2 separate regions of the Mus musculus genome follow, and region 2 is linked to region 1. The links are chromatin loops, found by intact Hi-C in ENCODE. Cell type or tissue: gastrocnemius. All regions are shown on one strand.

Evidence for each region. Hi-C counts contacts between places; a loop is a spot of excess contacts. Peaks named below come from ENCODE experiments on the same cell type or tissue, not always from the same donor. Only the 100,000 strongest peaks of a DNase experiment are listed, where the experiment ranks them.
Region 2: it touches region 1 in a loop (1.8-fold over the local background); 2 of 42 quality-filtered maps call a loop at or near these places.

What each region holds. Positions count from the first base shown.
Region 1 is chr2:180,674,499-180,682,498 of GRCm38, reverse strand. It overlaps Dido1 (death inducer-obliterator 1), which reads left to right. Exons shown (of 16, transcript NM_175551.4): 7 at 7,072-7,531; 8 at 7,649-7,808. Among named protein-coding and RNA genes, the nearest start is that of Gm22502, 20 kb to the left of the region's middle. In gastrocnemius, a CTCF peak has its summit at 3,608 (motif pointing left); DNase peaks (open chromatin) are centred at 655 and 3,567.
Region 2 is chr2:180,910,640-180,918,639 of GRCm38, reverse strand. It overlaps Ythdf1 (YTH N6-methyladenosine RNA binding protein 1), which reads left to right. Exons shown (of 5, transcript NM_173761.3): 4 at 6,433-7,953. Among named protein-coding and RNA genes, the nearest start is that of Ythdf1, 6.3 kb to the left of the region's middle. In gastrocnemius, no CTCF peak of the experiment used is centred here; no DNase peak of the experiment used is centred here; H3K27ac peaks cover 1,330 bases.

The sequences.
Region 1 (8,000 bases):
TGCAGGCCTAGACTAACATTAGAGAAGTTGAGACAGGAACATCGTGAGTTCTAGGCCAGCTGGGGTTGCAGAGTAAGAACCTTTCTCTAGGGCAAGTGGGAGGGAATGTAAAAGACCTAAGAAATGCAGTAAATTAGCATGCTCTACTGCATTGTGGCAGGCCTTAGTGCGCTGTAGGCAGTTGAGTAGTTTGAGATGAGAGGTCTGGTGTTCCTTCAGTTACAGCAGCTCTACAACAGCAGCATTGTGAACTAATTAATGAGTAGACTTAGAGCCAAGTACACCTCTTAGAATAGGGAAAAACCTGCCAAGTATAGGGTTCAAGTGCTTTAAGTGTCTGTAGACCTAACAATAAACGATAGAAACCCGGGAGTGTAGTCATATCCCTGAGAGCTGAAGATTGATTACAACTCAGTTCATCTTCATCTGTGTGCCCAGAATGGAAAACCAGCTCTTGAAGTTCTGATTCAGGGTCTCACATTAGAAGCAGTTAAAAATCTCTAGTTTCAGTTTCAGACCCTGGTAAGTATATCCCTCGTGTGGCATCATAAAAAGTCCCGTGCACTGGAGGATTGGTGAGGAGGATGGAACATAGTGGGCCTAAAATCTGAGTACTGTCTTCTGTCTCCCTTCCATGAGGAGGGGGGAGGGGGAGTCCCCCAGGGGGTCAACAAGGCGACCAGTTCTTATGCTCAGGGGTTCTTTGACCTTTCTCTCCCCCACCTTGTCCTTCACAATTGACTCAATCCTTAGTGGAGGTGGAACTGATGGGTTTCAGGGCAGGAGGGTAGGACAAGTTAACAATTGATTAATCTTCCCAGCATACCAGCATCTCAAAAATGATCAGCATTCAAAATACAGCATGCATCAGGGACATGTTTCTAGACCAGTTTCTTCTGACCCCCCCCCCCCCCCATCCCATAAATGATATCATCCTAACATTGAGAGTGTCGTCATCAGTGAGGAGCAGTGTCTCCTCTCTGCCTCTTGCTATCCAAATGGGACCAGTCCCCTTTGATCCCTCTTCCTCTGCACAGTGGGAGGGCACCACACAGTCTATGCAACTGTGTCCCAAGGACTCTGGCCCTGTCTCCCCACTGCCTGTGTGCAGAATACACAACAGGGGAGGGGAGGGAGGGAAGCTCAAAGTGAAGCCAGTGCTGGAAACACTTCTACATTCTTCGTGGATGCTCACCATGTACACTGAGAAGACTGCATGGCAGAGCTGAGCTGAGCTGCTGCCCCTCTGAGTGGATACAGGCAGGCAGCATGCTGCTCTGCACAGGAAACCACTCCTCCACATGCAGGTGATTCGATTTCACAAACAGTTGTTCCCCTGATTTATATATTTTTTCTTTCTAGAATATCTGTACAGTTTCCTTAATTTATAGAAACAATTGTCATTTTTAAAATTTCCAAAGATTCTGATATCGCTGTTACAGTTTTTGTATCCTTCTGTGTTTTATTTCCACTGACACCTCCCATTGCCAGGGGAGGGTAGTGAGCTGAACACTTGCCTAAAATATTCTTGGGTTATTAGAGTTTTGAAACAAAATTTAGTATTTATACTTATAATCACAATAATTAGTATTTTGGACTCACTAAATGGCTCATCAAGTGACTTAAAACACTGGTGTTTGAATGGATCTTGACATGACATTTCATCGGGCTGTAGGGAATTAAAGCAAAACCCCATCCACCTACAAACTCAAACCTGGGGAGTGGCTGCATCCTGCACAGGCGACCAGGTGGGTGGTAGAGCAGGGAGAACATGGGGTTTCCCAGGGCATCTTGAGGTGTGGGCTTCAGGAGCACATTTCATGGGGTCATGAAGGCGCCCTGTGGCGGGTACTAGAAACCTACAGGTGGGCCTGTGTTTTATCAGCTGCATGAGCCGTTTATTTGTCTTCACAGTTGTTAGTGGCAATAAAGGGGATAGGAGAACGGCTTTGCACATCTTAACCAAGCCCCTCCCAGTTTGGGGGGGGGGGGACAAAATTGGTAATGAGGGGGTTAAACTTGGCAGCTGTTGAATAATATACATAGAGCTAAAACTTACTAGGTTGTTGGTTACATTCTTTTGGTATCTTGCTTTTTATAAGTCTTTTAAAAGCCCACTGTTGAGAAAATTGGATCATAGCATTAACTTGAACCTGCAAAGTGAGCCCCTAAGAGTACTCCAGTCCTATAGCTGTCCCTGTGTCCTTCACCTCTCTGAATGACCTTCCTGTAAACTTAAGGAGCTGTGGATCAGAGTTAACACTCCCAAGAAAATCCTTTTGATGGCATTGCTGATCTCAAGAGTGCAAAGGTCTCCTCTGAAGATGCCTGCCACAATCATTAGTATAAAGTGATAAAATGCTTCTGATACACACCAACATGCACATAGTTAACATGCTTAGTATCCAGAAGTTAGAGTGTAAACGTAGATCAGATTCTTGGCTGCTTTAAAGAAGGTTTGGGCAACATTGATTTGCCACAAACCTGGAAGAGCTCGGCAAGAACCTAAGGTAACTGGTTGCATTCTCTACACCTGGTTATCCACTGCACCTCCAGCATTGGCCCCATTAGGTCTGGAGGGTCTAGGAAGGCACACAGATTGTTGTAATAACTTGGTACAAAGAAATAATGGTTAAAATGAACTTGGCTGAAGTCATCTGTACCTGGTATGTTTGGGGAAATCTGAGAAACAGCAGCTCAGCTTCCACGTAGCTGGGCAGATTGAACACACCCACATGGCCCTCACCACACTGTATTCCAGTGACTAACAATGTAAGAAATTACCAATCCAACATGATTTAAGCTGAAGATTTCAAGATCCTATGTGATTGGTTAAGATAACTTGCAAGAGTTGGTCTCTGCATTAAGATGGAAGTCAAATACTGGACATGAGTAAGAAAAGATTTTCATCTAGTTGGATGTGGACCTCTGCAGGGTCACATGTTTAGTCACATGCATAGTCACTGGGCACTCATCTCTGATGTAGCCTGTGCTGCTTTGTCCAAGCCTCGTTTTCTTACATATAAAACTAAATTGGTAACTTCTCTTAAAGATAAGTATTAATTTTTTTTGATGGTTTCAATATCAGTCCCGGCCACCTTTTTCAGTCCTGCCTCAGCCTCCTGAATCCTGAGATTACAGGCATGTGCATGAGGTGTGGGTAGAGGGAAATTATTTATTTGAAGATACTTAAGCATGTCTAGGAAGCAACAGCAAAAACATTTCCACTGCCACCTCACTGGAAAGAGGTATGGTGAAGCAATGGGAAGTCCTAAGTTACATGAGCCAGAGCTGAGGAACAGAATTCAGCACCTGGCCTTGTTTCAAGGTGCTGCTTGATCACTGTCTTCAAAAAAAGCAACTCCCCTTAGGCTTCTGGAGGTGAGATACCTGCATGGGGCCAGCCTGCCCTCCTAAGACTAGCCATCAGGCAGCGTGACTGGGATGGGTGGGACTATAGGTGTGGACCCCTACCCTGCACCTGGATCCTGTTTCAACTTCATGCAGTTGTGGGGTTCTACCTTGGGGGTACATGAGCAGGGTTTGTTCCCCTAATGCCTTTCTCTTTCCTGCCTTTGTGGATCATTACTGCCACCTGGTGACCAACAGAGCTATAGCAACCTTACTAATGGACCCATGGTGTGAGAATAGAGTTGGGTTCCCATGCGGAGCACTCTACTTCCCTACTCCGTCAAACTTTCAGCAGCTTAGTTTCCATTACAAAGAACTGGTCATGACAACCTTTGCTTCCACTAGTAGTCCACAGGACTAGAGATGCCTTCCTCCTTAGTGTTGGTCAATACCTTCTTACCCCACGAGAGGGCAGAGAAAGCTAGTAGTAGAGACAGCAACCCACAGTGTAAAGTGCTATTAGTAAGATGGGTCTCTCATGAGTTACAGCTATGTAATTTTTATATAGTTAAAAGTGAAGTGAATTCTTCAATTGGAACAGTAGCTCAATAGGACGTTTGTCCAGTATGCCCAAGCCACAGGTTTTTGAAAACCCAGTATTGGGGTAGGGAATGGAATAAGGATTTGCAAATTCATTCATTGTTCTATTCAATCATGAAGGTCAATCCCTGTTGCTGGCATTGCTGCCCTAAGCCAACACCACTATTATTCCTACCTGTAGGGGCTAGAGAAACATGCCAGTCCCTTGAGCAGTTGCAATGGGTAACTGTTGCCCTGTTTAACACCACCCAAAATAGAAGGGGGCTTGGTGTTTCAAGATGCTAGTAGGCAAATGGTTAGGGAAAGCCATCATTTATGGGACATATCAGTTTAATTACATAACATGACTTTTATGCACTGTTGGGAGTGTGCCTAATGTGTCCTAACGTCCTTAAGAGGAAAGAAGCCACCAGAGCTGTCAGGCTGCAGAGTGATGGTTAGGGAGTTACGTTAATAGGTGGTCTTCAGGTATAGCTGCTCTCAAACCATCAAGTGTGTATACTTGGAGTGTCAGGAATAACTGAAATGTAGTCCGGCCAAGAGAGATTGGGTCTTTGGTGGAACCTCTGGTTTTGAATTCCCTGTTTGTGACCAGAAAAAAAACAACACAGATGTTTCAGGCCATACTACTATATGGAGGGGCTTTGTCGAGGGCTGGGTGATGCTTTGTTTTGTAGAGTGGAAGTCAGCTGGCAATCTAGTACACATTTATTATACCCCTGTTCAATGTCACACTCGTATAGCACTTGGTCCATACCATTATCTGAGTGTTCATTCCTTCTCTGTACCTTCCTCAGAGGACTCTTCTAATTTTTAACCACCACACAACCCAGCAGTCAGATATGAAGGTAAATTGCTAAATATAACTGGAGCCAAGAGTAGTAGACATCCACTGCAGAGTCCTTGGACATTGTCCTTGATCTATGGGAACCTTGGCTCAGAATGTGTTTTCTCCATATATTTGTCATGTATACTGTATTGTAAAAATAATTTCTATTTTGCACAGATCTGCCTTTTGGTATTTTCTGTCCTCATCTAGAAAAACATCAGAGTTTTAGGTAGATGTCATTGTCACTCTGCAAACCCCCTAAAGTGCTTTGAGGTTGAGGTTTGGCATGCTTCTGAGCAAGTATAGAGTTCACCTGTAGCAGTCCTCTGGGATGGAATTGAAGGGCTTCAGATGAAATGCAGCTTATATTTAGGTTCCTCAGTACCACTTTATAATCAGCCATATGGCAGTGGTTTAGGCTACCTCTCAGACAGGTTGGTCGTCAGGTCTGGCAGTACCTGATGGTGTCCCTAAGCATATAGAATAGCTTGTTGAAGAGGGCTGTCCTTGTATGTGGCATCTCTGCTCTTTGAGCTCTCTGCCCTTCCTGGGAAATTGGAAATGGTTACTGGGAGCACAAGGTGGGAAGTCCTCATTTATGATCTTAAAGTCATGCTTCAGTCATATACATGCTTAAACTGTAGTGTTTAAGGATTGCCTATCTAGATGAACCATCTCATAGTTGTTTGTTTCTTGCCGGTAGGACACCTGTCCTGAACCGAATGTTGCCAGACATTTCCTTACCTCATCTGACCACTTGGACTGCTGGTCAACATGTTAGACAAACAGACAAACATCATTCAGTTCCATGGCCCAAGCAGGACTTGGAGGAGGGGAAGGGTGGAGGGAGGGAGGGAGGAGAGAGAATGAATATGAGATTGAGTATGCCAGAGTTTATTTCCTCCTTGAACTATGTGGATCTTGTGACCTGAACTTGGACTTGCCCACAGGTACCTCTTTTTAGACATTTTGTGTGCCTTTGATGCAGGATTTTAATTAAACTGATTTGATTGCCCACTGGCATCTAGAAGTTTTGGTGCAAGCAAACCTTGTGACTTAGCATTTGTTTTAGACAATCTCTTGGTTTTTCAAGACAGGGTTTCTCTGCAGCTCTGGCTGTCCTGGAACTAACTCTATAGACGAGGCTTACCTCAAACGCTTCGATCCACCTGCCTTTGCCTCCCAAATGCTGGGATTAAAGGCATCACCATCATTACCCTGCTTTGACAAGCATTTAAAATACCTGGTTGTCATTTTTACCCTGCTGAGGGAATTAGGTGTGTGTGGGTTGGGGGTGAGGTCATATAAATGGGCATCAATCATTTTAGCATCTGGTGCTCATTGCTCCCTGGCCTTTCATCAAGAAAAGGAGTCTGGTGATTTCCTTTCACATAAATTCAGCAGGCTGAAGTCTTCCATTCTGGCATCTGACTTTTGGTGTGAAAATAGGTTGGCTGATCTTCCCTATAGCAACCTTGTCAACCATGTCTACAGTGAGCTTCTGCTGGAGGGTGATGAAGTAATGTGTATCCTTTGCTGACAAGGTGTCCACCCCTTTAATCCCAGCACTTGGGAGGCAGAGACAGGTGGATTTCTGAGTTCGAGGCCAGCCTAGTCTATAGAGTGAGTTCCAGGACAGCCAGGGCTATACAGAGAAACCCTGTCTTGAAAAAACAAAAAAAAAAGGTGTCTACCTCCAGGACCCTTGGGGGTTGGAGAGTGATTTTTCTTCTTTCCAAAAGGTTTTTAGGGCCGGGCGTGGTGGCGCACGCCTTTAATCCCAGCACTCGGGAGGCAGAGGCAGGCGGATTTCTGAATTCGAGGCCAGCCTGGTCTACAAAGTGAGCTCCAGGACAGCCAGGGCTATACAGAGAAACCCTGTCTCGGAAAAAAAAAAAAAAAAAAAAAAAAAAAAACCCAAAAGGTTTTTAAAAGTTCACACAAAAACACCTTGTCTTGTCAATGAAAATGATCCTGTAAATCTGTCCTATTTTGATGGCAAGTTTGTCGTTTATTTTTACAAATTAACTAGTGATTAATTGGAGCTTTTGATAATAGGCTTGTTTGAAGTAAAAGGTTTTAATGTAATACATGAAGTGTTTTTCTTTTTAAAATGAGGAGTAATTATCACCATAAAATACTGTGGAGCCAACCTCTCTTCGGTTCGAAATTTTAAAACCTGCAAATGCACCTAATTCCTTGGTTGTACGGGCTATTTCCAGGGTGGAAATGGTATAATGTCAGCATGCTATTCTGTATGTGTTGCTCAGTGTGTGCGTTCTGCTTTCCAGCCATGAAGGATGACAGGAGGGTGGAGGACAGGACAATGGCAGCAGTTACCATCCCGAAGAAAGCACTTCCTTCAGCCTCTTTGGTGGGCAGACAGACTTCACCTAGGAATCTTGTTCCAAAGAAGCTTCCTCCTTACTCTAATATGGCAGGAGCCAAACCAGCCATTAAGAAACTGCCTTCAGGCTTCAAGGGTACCATCCCCAAGAGGCCATGGCCCTCAGCCACCCTGTCAGGCACTTCTGCCAGGCAGGCAGGACCAACACCTATGACAGCTGCTTCCAAAAAGTTGCCTGGCTCTGCTGCTGTGGTGGGAGTTACCAGGAAGCCAATGTCTGCCAATGTTCCTGCTGCTTCTCCAGCCCCAGGACGGCTTGGTCCTGTGAGCCCAGCTCCATCACAGCCCAATTCACAAATTCGACAAAATATAAGGCGCTCCTTGAAAGAGATTTTGTGGAAAAGGTGGGCCATTGTATATGTCATATCTCCCAGATGTAGCATTGATGGTCGTATTCTGGAATTTTCCCACTAGGCAAGTGCCCCCCTGGTTTATGTAATCCCTCTTTTCATTCTATTCAGAGTCAATGACAGCGATGACTTAATAATGACAGAAAATGAAGTAGGAAAAATTGCCCTCCACATTGAGAAGGAGATGTTTAACTTGTTCCAGGTTACTGATAATCGCTATAAGAGCAAATATCGCAGCATCATGTTCAACCTTAAGGATCCTAAGAATCAGGTCTGTGTACCCCTGACTAGATGTTGGGAATTCTTTTCCCAGAATAGACCCTCACCTTCATTTCACAATGATGTGAAATTACCAAACAGCATTTACAGAAGTGTACATCCTTCCTCTTACATGGGGCGTCTTCACTGCCAGAACTGGAGTTATCAGAGATTTTTATAACCCCTCTCCTCCCAATTTTATTAG
Region 2 (8,000 bases), 240 kb before region 1:
GAGAGGGTATGTGTAAAGCACAGAATTAGTACCTTATGGTCAGCATTTCTTACCTTTGGAACTGTAGAGCCCCTTCTGTTTTCATGTATATGTATGTGCATAGGTCTGTGTGTCCAGGGAGGTGTGCGAGTGGGGTGGGGATGTCAGGAATGATCCTCTGTCACCTTCTGCTTTATTCAGTGATGCAGGGTCTCTTGGACCCAGAGCTTGCCAGTGTGGCTAAGTCTCAATTATTTTGGGACTCTCCTGTTTTTACAAGTAGCCACCACACTCATCTGGTATTTACATGGGTTTGAGGGGATCCAAACTCTGTTCCTAAAGCTTGAGTGGCTATCACTTCAAACTGAGCCATCTCCTCAGTCAGTACTTTTATTTTTTAAGTGTGTGTGTGTGTGTGTGTGTGTGTGTGTGTGTATACATGCACAGGTGACCTCAGAGTCTAGAAGAGGGTGTAAGAGCCTCTGGAATTAGAGTTACAGGTGGTTGTGAACTGCCTCTTGCAGCAGACCACAGTTCAGTTGCCATATAGGGTGCTGGTAACTGAACTGTGGTCCTCTGCAAGAGCAGCAAGTACTCAAAATCTGAGCCATCTCTCCAGCCCAGGCAATTAAACATTGTTTTAATGAGTCCTTTTAGCATGTCATGTGTATGTGCAATGTATGATGATCATAGCAGCTTCACATTTCCCCAAGGTGCCCCTCTTACCTTCGTGTCTCTTTCCTCTAACCTACTGGGGCCATGGGCATTTTATGCCTAAGCATTTTTTGGCTGTTCCCTGCACACCCTGGCTTCCACCCACTAGATTCCCTGTGCAGCTACCATGAAAATTGTCTGCAAGGTGTTTCCTGGTAACAAAATTGCCCTGCTTAAAAACCATAGGCAATCTGGGCATGGTGGTACACACTTATTTCTAGTATTCAAGGGTAGAGACAAAGGAATTCAAGGCCAGCCAGGGTTAAGTAGTAGTAAGACCTATCTCAAAATAAACAAACAGAAAGCCATATACAATTTGAAATTTAGATTTAACCATAGTCTCTGCCACTTTTTTTTAAAGATTTTATTTCTTTATTTTATGTACATAAGTACACTGTAGCTGTCTTCAGACACACCAGAAGAGGGCATCAGATCCCATTACAGATGGTTGTGAGCTACCGTGTGGTTGCTGGGAATTGAACTCAGGACCTCTGGAAGAGCAGTCAGTGCTCTTAACCTCTAAGCCACCTTTCCAGCACATGTCTCTGCCACTTTTAAATGCATGCTGCATATTTAGAGTCAAGCAAGACTTTTTGCCTGGTTGTTGTACCAGAAGGAAATAGATTACCTGCCCCCCCCCCCCTTATTTTTTATTTTTTGCTCATCTGCCCTTCTAGGTCATCTTAGAGCATTTTATATAACTTTCCTCCATGTTTCTTTCCACCACATTGAGATATCAGAAGCCTAAGAGTCTGAGGGAGCCTTAACCTATATGGTTGCATGGTTGGCCCTGAATATCTGGGCAGTCATTATAGGGTTGCAGAACTGACTTGGCCTTAGTCATGGGCTATTGGCCATGACAAGAACAAGAAGTTAAACAAAACTATTCTTTTGAATAGCATGTTTCCTGGTTTTCTTTTTTATTTGGTTTTTCAAGACAGGATTTCTCTGTGTAGCCCTGGCTGTCTTGGAACTTCCTCTGTAGACTAAGCTGGGCCTCAGAGTCAGAGATCTGCCTACCTCTGCTGCCTGAGTGCTGGAATTAAAAGCTTTCACCACCACTGCCTGGTTCCTGGTTCTTTTATAGCAGTGATATATACTAAATATTAAAACAAGGAACAAGGGTTGCTTTACTATGTTTGAAATGTTTTTATAAAGTAGGAACTCATGGAATACTTGGGAGGCGTTTCTTAAAAGTAGAATCAATTTTCCCCCTTACTGTCAATTGCATGTCCCTGAAGTCTTGGGGAAATTGTGAAAAGGAATGTTGTTCTTCAAGATAGCACCCTTAGTAAATAGCTTTAAAGTGGCACCTCATGTCTAAGTTCAGATGTACTTTTTAGTAAAGTACTTGCAGCATATTGCTTAAGAATAAATTTCCTAGAAATGCCCAGCTTTATTAGGAGGTTTGTAGAAAGTAGCAGCACAGGAGGCTTTCAGGCCTTCCCTTAGGCATGAAGCAGCTGAGGGCCAGCATAACAGCCTTTACCTGTGTGGACCATGGAGTCTCCAGTCACTTAGCAGGTGCCTGCTCTCTTAGTGTTGCTTGTTTCTTCATATGGGGCCAAAATGCCATTCTGCCCCCCTACTTTTCTGTAGTATATCCTTGTGCCCAAAGGTTATTTAAGATGCTGGTTGGACACTGCCACTCATGTTCCACGTGGCCACGCTGAAGGTTGTACCTCTGCTCATTTGTGAGGAACTGCTGGCCTTGGGAGCTCTTAGCTTATCTTGAAAATTGAGCCTCCTCAATCATGAAAGGTTTTTATCAGTGTTTATGTGGTTTCTTTGCCTGCAGCCAGAGTTAAATTAAATAATGCTGTGCCTTGTTTGAGCATACGCAGCCTCTGTTGTTTGTGAATATCTGGGAGAAACTTGACACTTGGATTACTGCCATGTCTATGCAGTTCTAGTAGGCTTGGATTAGCACTTATGTGCATGGCCATCCAGCCTGTGTCTGGCTTGGATTTTTGTGATTATATGTACATCTATAAATGTCCTTAAAAGTTCCAGTGGTGGTATCCAGTAAGGAGGGATTTGCTACCACTACAGCTTCCCAGAGGGGAAAGGGAAGGATGCAATGGGTCTTTATTTGCTCTTTAGCAAGTTGCTTAAACAGATGTAAAAATTCTTGTCAGAAACTGCTGTCTCTGCTTATCAGTCAGAAAAGGGGTTCACACCACAGTCTCAGAGGGATCAGCCCTGAGGAAAGACCAGGAAAGTGCCTGGCTGAGTGAGCGTGTTGTCAGGGTTCTCTAACATATCCTTTGTCTGTCATTTCCTCCTGAAGTTAGTGTGTGCGTGCTGACTGACAGCAGTCCCAGCAGTCCCAGCAGTCCCAGGAGTCCTAGACACTTGCTCACCTTTCTCCAGCCTTGCCCTTAGTGCTTCCTTAAACATAATGGATTTAATTTGATGAAGAAGAGCATGTGTCTCAGCATGGTCCAGAGATGATCTGTGGGGCTGGGAAGAGACTGTCCTGCATCTCCTTCCAGTTTCAGTCATCTCATTGTTCAAATAGTCTCAGAGTTCTTTCCTTCTCAGAAAAAAAAAAGTGCAGAAGTATTCTAGTCATTTAAAATCTGTCCCCCTTGTCATTCAATGTGATTAAACTTGGATTAATAATAAGTGAACAAAAACTCTTTAATCCTAGAACAGATTTTATGGCTTTATTATTCTTTACTGTTTCCAAATGATGTAGGGATAACAGCCGACATGGTTATTTAAATTCTCTTTAATTTTTTGGAGTCTCTACTTTGTTTATATAATTTTCTAGTTATCAGGATCAGGAAGAAGAGGCCTAAGAGCTCCAAGTTGTATTTTCACCTGTCAGTGGTCTCTGGCTTTGCCTGGAAGATGTGTTTGCCTTCCTTGTGTGGTCTTGTACACCAGCTTTGATTAGAAATCTTAAATATGGTACTACCCAGTCATCTGATGAGCTGTGAGAACCCAAGTGTTGTACTTAGAGGTGTGTTTCATATGTGAAGAGCAACTTTTGAGTTTGGTTGCATAACAGTTTATTCATCTGTGTCTCTGGTAAACCACTTTCATACTATACCTTCGATGATACTGGGGAGCTACCGAGCCAGAAGGGACCGTTTGCTTGGGTTATTTACAAGTGAGCATGAATCCACAAGCCTGTGCCTGACCATACAGAGGGAGGTGGATAGCTTGGACAGGTTCTGCATGCTTTACCAGCAGCACCAGTGTATTTATTTCCAGGTCATACTTGAGCTAAGTAGCTACACATCTCAACCAGAATAGGCACCATGTACTACAGACTGATGGGAACCACTTCCTTCCCAGGAAAGTTGTATATCATGGACTGGCAGTCAGCTTGGCTTACAGAGTTGTGGGAGCAGCTGCTACAGGTTTCTTCTGCATAAAATAACCTGGTTGAGATAGCTTTACAAAGTAGCTTGATGCTTCTACTTCAACAACTGAAAGGAAATAAGGAGGTAATAGAAGTTGGTGTGTCCGTGGGGTTGAGGTAAAAACTGGAGTTGGCCTAAAGCACAGTTTGACTGTGCTGTGGAGAGAGTTAGGAGAGGTGTGGCTGCTGGTTCAGAAGCAAAGGGAGGGTGTGGCTAGGTGTTTGGACTTCTGGAGGATGCCTGTAGCACTTTTCAGGAGATCTTAGTAAACAATGACCTTTTAATCTGGGATTTTACCTTTTCCATAGGGTTTAATTTATCTTTGCTTATTCCATCTCCACTCTACAACTCCTGAGAAGCAGTGAGGTTTCCCCAAGGCTGTATCTTGCAGGCAGGCACTGCTGATGCTTTTTTTTCTTTGTGTCTCTGCCCTACAAGTGTGTTTCTACATGTACATTTTTAGTTGAAGCATCACACCCTGGTCTTGAGGTGTGGTGATTTTTGCAGAGAAAGTTAGCTGGAATCTTTGTATTAGGATCTGAAAGAAACACAATTTTAGGATTTGGGGCAGGATGTTAGGGAGGTATGTGCTTTGCACCTACAAGTTCAAGTAGCATTTGGCCAGAACTGGCTGGAGAATAATGGGGGGGGGGGGCACCTATTGTGTGGTATTTATATATCTCTGTGTGTGACCTGCATTCTATGCCTGTTCTTCAGGTGGTAATATTTCTGGAGGGCTTTGAGAGCTGTTGTTGTTGTTGTGATGGATCTTACCTAACAATCCTAAATTGAGTCAATCTCAGTTAAGGCCTAGGTATATGTTGGAGTGACCTGAGTATCTTTTCTGAGTCCTTACTGCTGCTTGTTGGTTTGTGGCCAGTGGGTTAGAATGACAGACCACAACTAGGTCTTCCCTTCTGTCTCTCTATTTGTCATGCATAAAGTGTTAGCTAAGGAGAGGGAAGAGGACTGGTCTTCTTTGGAAGGACTGTGGCCTCTGTTTTGTATCCATGAAGGTATACTTCCCTCACAGAGCAAGACTTGTGCTCAGACCTCATAGATTCTTCTTCCCCCTGGCCTTGTTGCTCAGGCTCATTTGAAGGATGCTTGGAGGAGGTACGTAACAGGAAGCTGCAATGGAAGAGCCAGAATCACTGAAATCTTTTCAAGAGAAGATATAACAAGTTTTTTTGTTTGTTTGGTTGGTTGTTTTTTTGTTTTGTTTTGTTTATAGAATATTTATAGTGACCTGTTTGTGGATGTTAAAAGTTTTCATTACAAGGAAGCAATTACTTCATGTTAAGTGATAGTTCTGAAATTGTGTGGTGCCTAGTGGAGCTTTCTTACTTTCACTGGACATGTCCACCCCCCAAACACAGATTGCCATGCTATAGGAAGGTCTCTTCACTTACATCACTGATGCTTCCCTTTCAGAGATTGAAAAGAAATATAATAAGGTAATAAAAACTGGCCTGTTGGTTGAGGTAGAAACTGAAATTGAGCCCAAAGCACGGTGCCTAATTCTCACCAAACCTTGGCTGAGTGTCTCTCCAAAGGATGGTTTCCTAGAGCTTCCAACTCTGCAGTCTACACCTACAGGCTAGGAAACTCCTTAGAGGTATAGTGAGGCTACCAGGTCAGGATGGTGAAGCATTCCACCCTCCTATCTTTTTGCCCCTCTTAGAAGCTTCTGCTATGGGTGGAGTTGGGGCTTAGGAAGACTTTACTAAAGTGGGTCTTCTGGTATCAGCAGGGGTTAAGAACTCACTCCATGGACTCGATACTGGTAAAGGCACAGCAGAGGAGCCTGTGCTCCGCTCTGAGCACCCATAAGTGTGCTCAGGAAACCATGAAATGTGAAGAGCAGACCCTAGAAAAACCCAGCTGGGGTAGCTATCAGGAATATTGTGTAGGAGAGTCTTGAAGGTGACATTGAATACCAGTGCCTAGGTGTGTGTTAGGTCAGTGAGCTGGAGTCTGCTGGTCTTATTGACTGTCAGAGTCATCTTAGTGCATTGTTAAGGCTGTCCTCGTGCTCTGCTGTGCTATCAGTGTTTGTTGTAAATATTCCTACTGCAGGACTGGGTTGGATTCCTCAGATGGTGACGGCAGAAGGGTGGTTTGACTGGGTCATTTCACCTGAGTTCAGATCATTACAAAGCAGGCTTTGTGCTTTGAGACAGCAGTCTGGTTTGCATTTGTTACTAATGACTTTTGTTTTGACATTGGTGGCCATATCTGTCATTTAGGAAGAAATAATTGTGTGCTATATTATATTAGGCTGGTTTCTGCACCTGTGTATGAGGTGGTCAGCATGCTGAGCTGTCTGACAGTTGTCTAATTCATCACTTGTTTATTTTCACAGAGTAACAGTTACCCCTCGATGAGTGATCCTTACCTGTCCAGTTACTATCCACCATCCATTGGATTTCCTTACTCCCTCAGCGAGGCACCATGGTCCACTGCAGGGGACCCTCCCATCCCGTATCTCACTACCTATGGACAACTTAGTAATGGAGACCATCACTTCATGCATGATGCTGTTTTTGGGCAGCCTGGGGGTCTGGGGAACAACATTTACCAGCACAGGTTTAATTTTTTCCCTGAAAACCCTGCATTCTCAGCATGGGGGACAAGTGGTTCTCAGGGGCAGCAGACTCAGAGCTCAGCCTATGGGAGCAGTTACACTTACCCACCTAGCTCCCTTGGTGGCACAGTTGTTGATGGGCAGACAGGTTTTCACAGTGACTCCCTCAACAAGGCCCCTGGGATGAACAGTCTGGAGCAGGGCATGGTTGGCCTGAAGATTGGGGATGTTACCACCTCTGCAGTTAAGACGGTGGGTTCAGTTGTCAACAGTGTGGCACTGACTGGTGTCCTTTCTGGCAATGGTGGGACAAATGTAAACATGCCAGTTTCAAAACCAACTTCATGGGCAGCCATTGCTAGCAAGCCTGCAAAACCACAGCCTAAGATGAAAACAAAGAGTGGGCCGATAGTTGGGGGTGCACTGCCTCCTCCCCCTATCAAGCATAACATGGACATTGGTACTTGGGATAACAAGGGCCCTGCTCCAAAGGCCTCCGCCCCCCAGCAGACACCATCCCCCCAGGCTGCCCCACAGCCCCAGCAGGTAGCTCAACCTCTCCCTGTTCAGCCCCCACCTTTGGTCCAGCCACAGTATCAGAGCCCTCAGCAGCCACTTCAACCCCGCTGGGTGGCTCCTCGAAACAGAAATGCAGCATTTGGGCAGAGTGGAGGGGCCAACAGTGACAGTAACTCTGTTGGAAATGCCCAACCTACTTCTGCCCCGAGTGTAGAATCCCACCCTGTCCTGGAGAAACTGAAAGCTGCCCACAGCTATAACCCTAAAGAGTTCGACTGGAATCTTAAGAGTGGGCGGGTGTTCATCATCAAGAGCTATTCTGAGGACGACATCCACCGCTCCATCAAGTACTCCATCTGGTGTAGTACTGAACACGGCAACAAGCGCCTGGACGGCGCCTTCCGCTCCATGAGCAGCAAGGGGCCTGTTTATCTCCTCTTCAGTGTCAATGGGAGTGGACATTTCTGTGGGGTGGCAGAGATGAAGTCCCCTGTGGACTACGGCACCAGCGCTGGGGTCTGGTCTCAGGACAAGTGGAAGGGAAAGTTTGATGTGAAGTGGATTTTTGTGAAGGATGTGCCCAACAACCAGCTGCGGCACATCAGACTGGAGAATAACGACAACAAACCTGTCACAAACTCCCGTGATACACAGGAGGTGCCCTTAGAAAAAGCAAAACAAGTGCTGAAGATTATCGCTTCCTATAAGCACACAACCTCTATCTTTGACGACTTTTCTCATTATGAGAAGCGCCAGGAGGAAGAGGAGGTGGTGCGTAAGGTGAGTTGTTCTTAGGTACCTCTTACACAGGTGACCTGCACAGCAGG